2 separate regions of the Homo sapiens genome follow, and region 1 is linked to region 2. A link is an interaction called in ENCODE POLR2A ChIA-PET data of the cell type or tissue named here. Cell type or tissue: PC-9. All regions are shown on one strand.

Evidence for each region. Peaks named below come from ENCODE experiments on the same cell type or tissue, not always from the same donor. Only the 100,000 strongest peaks of a DNase experiment are listed, where the experiment ranks them.
Region 1: POLR2A ChIA-PET joins it to region 2 with 14 read pairs; 3 of 35 experiments call an interaction of 5 or more read pairs at or near these places.

The regions. Positions count from the first base shown.
Region 1 is chr3:196,273,565-196,276,064 of GRCh38, forward strand. The region is part of intron 1 of PCYT1A (phosphate cytidylyltransferase 1A, choline); the gene reads right to left. Among named protein-coding and RNA genes, the nearest start is that of PCYT1A, 13 kb to the right of the region's middle. RefSeq lists enhancers at 1-19, 1,188-1,397. In PC-9, no CTCF peak of the experiment used is centred here; a DNase peak (open chromatin) is centred at 1,237; H3K27ac peaks cover 1,641 bases.
Region 2 is chr3:196,109,556-196,112,055 of GRCh38, forward strand. No RefSeq gene overlaps it. Among named protein-coding and RNA genes, the nearest start is that of TFRC, 29 kb to the left of the region's middle. RefSeq lists a silencer at 2,380-2,439. In PC-9, a CTCF peak has its summit at 1,075; DNase peaks (open chromatin) are centred at 1,046 and 1,526; H3K27ac peaks cover 2,397 bases.

The sequences.
Region 1 (2,500 bases), 160 kb after region 2:
CGGAGAGGAGACCCAGAGTGGATAGCTCCTATCTGCAGGCAGGTCATCCTGACGTCTCTGCAGCCCTCAGTGGAGAGGAGACCTGGAGTGGGAAGCTCCTATCCGCAGGCAGGTCATCCCATCAAGTATGGCTGAGTCCAGGGTTTCTACGGGCTTCAGCGGGCAGGAAGTGCATGCTGATTGGTCCATGGGCAGCCACAGGCAGCCCGGAAAAAGCATCGTAAGTTCTCATTCCAGTCCACAGAACTGGCAGCCTGGGCCCCAGGCTTCAGGCCATCCCTGGCTTGAAGGTGGGGCTTCACCAGGGACCCGCCCATTTCCGCCTAGGAGCCTGTCTGCCTCCTGCTGTCATCAACCTGCTGTCCACAGCGCCCAGGCTATTCACGAAGGGGCGCCTGCAGGCCTGAATGGAGCTGCTCTCAGCTCCGCCTTGGCGTCCCCTCCTGTGCTGCTGGACACCCAAAATCCAGAGGGGGCCAAGGCAGAAGGGGGCTGGCATGTCAGCACTGCCCCTAGCACACGCAAACCCAGCCAGGTCATGACAGTGCCCAGGCTTGGCCTCAACTTTGCTCCAAAATCAGAGCAGGCACCAGGAGCAAGGAGAGGCCAGGCAGTGGGAGCAGGCACTTCAAGCCTGCAGGGGCAGGGGAGGTTCCTGGGCCCCCAAAAGCACAGGGAAGCCCGGGTATGTAGCCACGGCTGCTCCCGCCCTGCCAACTTGGAAACGGGCAGGGCTTCCACCTACTCCCAGCTCCCAGTGGCTCCATGGAGCGTGCAGCACAGACCATGCCTCCCCGACTGCAGCCGGCATCATGGCAGCAGCCCATCCAGACAGGCCACCGCTGCCATCATTTAGATGTTGGCTTTTCAGCCCCCTGCAGGGATAGTTGCGTTTTTCTTAAGTAACACAATTTGTACAAATAAATTACTTTCTTGATACTGATGAAATTTTAGGAATCAGCCAGAAATTGGGGGTAGGGGAAACTCTATGATAAACTGTCATCTCTGCACAAGATACGGTTCAGAGAAAAATCTTCAGAACAGGTGGAAAACCAATGCCAGACAGAATGAGGACAGTCTGCTCTGCCCTACTGCCTCTCATAAGCCTGACTGAGATGTTCGTCTAAACAACTGCAACTGTGCCTTACTTTCTTTCCTCCGGCTCAACTCCGAGTGGCAATATGACAAGATCTACAAGAAACTGGCCTAATTCTTAGAAGCTGAAGGTGACACCCCATGAGTCATGGCCAACATGAAAAAATGTCAGAGTCGAAAGTGAAAGATGAGCACCACCTAGAAACTTCCTTTCATCACAAATGCAAATTAAAATGGAAGAAGGGTTCTATACATTTCACTCCGAGTTCTTTCAGTGATGATGATCAGAGCTTGTCTTCACTATTGTTCTTAATGATTCCTTCATAATATTCAGAGGTCAATACTCTCATCTCAGTGGTCTGAGTGAACTACTCAAAATGCCTAATCCATCCAATTAATGATTGTTTTCTAATTTGCACAGTACTCTTCTGTAAGTATCTGCTCAATTCTTCTAAGTGTAGAGAGACAAAATCCACTATGAGAAATATAATCAGCAATTTGGCATCTGGCAAGTCAATAATATCAGGCAGTCAAAAATATGAGTACTTACTGCTTACAAAGTACTGTATCATAATTTTTAAGTACAAACTGAACCTGGAGGACATTATGCTAAGTGAAATAAGCCAGACGAGAAAGACAAATACCACAAATGACCTCACTTATTTGTGGAATCTAAAAGAGTGGAACTCACAGAAGTACAGAATGGAATGGTGGTTACAAGAGATGGACAGAAGAGGGTGGAGAGCAAAAAGGGAGATGTCGAGTACAAAAATTCAGTTTTGAAAGGAGAAACAGGCTGGGCACAGTGGCTCACGCCTGTAATCTCAGCCTTTGGGAGGCTGAGGCGGGTGGATCACGAGGTCAAGAGATCGAGACCATCCTGGCCAACATGGTGAAACCCCATCTCTACTAAAAGTACAAAAAATAGCTGGGTGTGGTGGCGCATATCTGTAATCCCAGCTACTCGGGAGGCTGAGGCAGAAGAATCCCTTGAACCCAGGAGACAGAGGTTGCAGTGAGCTGAGATCGCACCACTGCACTCCAGCCTGGCAACAGAGTAAGACTCTGTCTCAACAAAAAAGAAAAAAAAAAAGAATGGAGAAATAAGCTTTAGTGATCTATTGCACAGAATGGTGACTATAATAAATAATAATGCAGCCAGGCACGGTGGCTCACACCTGTAATCCCAGCACTTTGGGACGCCAAGGCAGGCGGATCACAAGGTCAGGAGATTGAGAACATCCTGGCTAACACAGTGAAACCCTGTCTCTACTAAAAATACAAAAAATTAGCCAGGCGTGGTGGCGGGCACCTGTAGTCCCAGCTGCTGGGGAGGCTGAGGCAGGAGAATGGTGTGAACCCGGGAGGCAGAGCTTGCAGTGAGCCGAGATCGTGCCACTGCACT
Region 2 (2,500 bases):
AGTGATCCTGAGAACTTGCCTAGAGTTTCAGTGCAAGAAAAGGCTGGCTTCGGCTGGGTGCAGTGGCTCTCGCCTGTAATCCTAGCACTCTGGGAGGCCGAGGCGGGTGGATCATGAGGTCAGGAGATCGAGACCATCCTGGCTAACATGATGAAACCCCGTCTCTACTAAAAATACAAAAAAAAAAAAAAAAAAAAAAAAAAGCTGGGCATGGTGGCGAGTGCCTGTAGTCCCAGCTACTCGGGAGGCTGAGGCAGGAGAATGGCGTGAACCCGGGAGGCGGAGTTTGCAGTGAGCCAAGATCGTGCCACGGCACTCCAGCCTGGGCGACAGGGCAAGACTCCGTCTCAAAAAAAGAAAAAAAAAAGAAAAGGCTGGCTTCTCCTGATTAATGGTCATCTTATTTTTGACACAATTTGTAATAACTTTTTTTTTTGAGACAGAATCTTGCTCTGTTGCCCAGGCTGGAGTGCAGTGGCGTGATCTGGGCTCACTGCAAGCTCTGCCTCCTGGGTTCACACCATTCTCCTGCCTCAGCCTCCTGGGTAGCTGGGACTACAGGCACCCGCCACCATGCCTGGCTACTTTTTTGTATTTTTTAGTAGAGACGGGGTTTCACCATGTTAGCCAGGATGGCCTCGGTCTCCTGACCTTGTGATCCACCCGCCTCGGCCTCCCCGAGTGCTGGGATCACAGGCGTGAGCCACCGCACCTGCCACGTAGAGCCTATTTTCTTATCCATAAAACAATACCTACTTCACGGGGTTGTTCTGAGGATTAAGACAATCTATGTAAAATAATTAGCCAATACACAACCTATAGCATGCTCAGTAAATGGTAGCTGGTATAACAATTATGGGTTTCTTGTTTGTTTTTTTGTTTGAGATGCAGTCTGGCTGTTGCCCAGGCTGGTCTTAAATTCCTGGGCTCAAGCAGTCCTCCCGCCTCGGCCTCCCAAAGTGTTGGGATTATGAGCACGAGCCACCACATCCGGATAAAGGAAGTCCCTGTCCGGGATCACCTGAGGCTAAAGAGAGCTGCGTCACCCAACGTCATGCTCCCCCTAGGGACAGCTGCATTCCTGACAAGGGCCATCCCAGCTCCAGAGAGTCACTCCTATTGAGAGATTTGCTGAGGCCTTTGTTTCCTGAGCTCCAGGCCGACGTCCCCTAATCCTGCAGCCCTGCCTCCTCACAGGTATTAATCCTGAGGGCATTTTTTTTCTTTCTTTTTGGGCGGGGGGCGGGGGGGGCACGAGGTTTTGCTCTTACTGCCCAGGCTAGAGTGCAATGGCACAATCTTCACTCACTGCAACTTCCAACTCCCGGGTTCAAGCGATTGTCCTGCCTCCGCCTCCTGAGTAGCTGGGGTTACAAGCATGCGCCACCGCGCCCAGCTAATTTTGTATTTTTAGTAGAGATGGGGTTTCACCATGTTGGTCAGGCTGGTCTTGAACTGCTGACCTCAGGTGACTCACCCACCTTGGCCTCCCAAAGTGCTGGGATTACAGGCATGAGCCACAGTGCCCGGCCTCCTGAGGGCATCTTTAATAAACTTCCTGATCACAAATCTCCCTCTTGGTCTGCTTCCCAGACACCCAACCTCTGTCTGTTGTAAGGAGAGGTTATTAAATGGCCCTGTCTCTGACAGTCTAATGTATTTCTCTCCACAATGGCATGTACCCTCCTAGTTCCCCTGAGAGTACACTGTCTTCTTGGGGATGCATCTAGACCTGGTAATTTCTAGAAACTGATCGAAGTTAGAGACTGGGAGAAAATACAGAAATCCTAATCCTGGCCGGGCGCGGTGGCTCACGCTTGTAATCCCAGCACTTTGGAGGCCGAGGCGGGCGGATCACGAGGTCAGGAGATGGAGACCATCCTGGCTAACGCGGTGAAACCCCACCTCTATTAAAAATACAAAAAGTTAGCCGGGCGTGGTGGCGGGCGCCTGTAGTCCCAGCTATTCGGGAGGCTGAGGCAGGAGAATGGCGTGAACCCGGGAGGCGGAGCCTGCAGTGAGCCGAGATCACGCCAGTGCACTCCAGCCTGGGCCACAGAGTGAGACTCCGTCTCAAAAAAAAAAAAAAAAAAGAAATCCTAATCGTTCCTGCACCAATTCCCATCCTTACTTCCTACTTCGCCCTGCCCAAATGAAAAAATACAAAAATTAGCTGGTCGTGGTGGCGGGCACCTGTAATCCCAGCTACTCGGGAGGCTGAGGCAGGAGAATCGCTTGAACCCAGGAGGCGGAGCTTGCAGTGAGCCGAGATCGCGCCACTGCACTCCAGCCTGGGCAACAAAGAGCAAAACTCCGTCTCAAAAAAAAACACAAAAGATTACAACTCCAAGACCAGCCTGGGCAACATGGTGAAACCCTGTCTCGACAAAAACACAGACATTAGCCTGGTGTGGTGGTGTGTGCCTGTGGTCCCAGCTATTCAGGAGGCTGAGGTGGGAGGCAGAGGTTGCAGTGAGCCAAGATCATGCCACTGCACTGT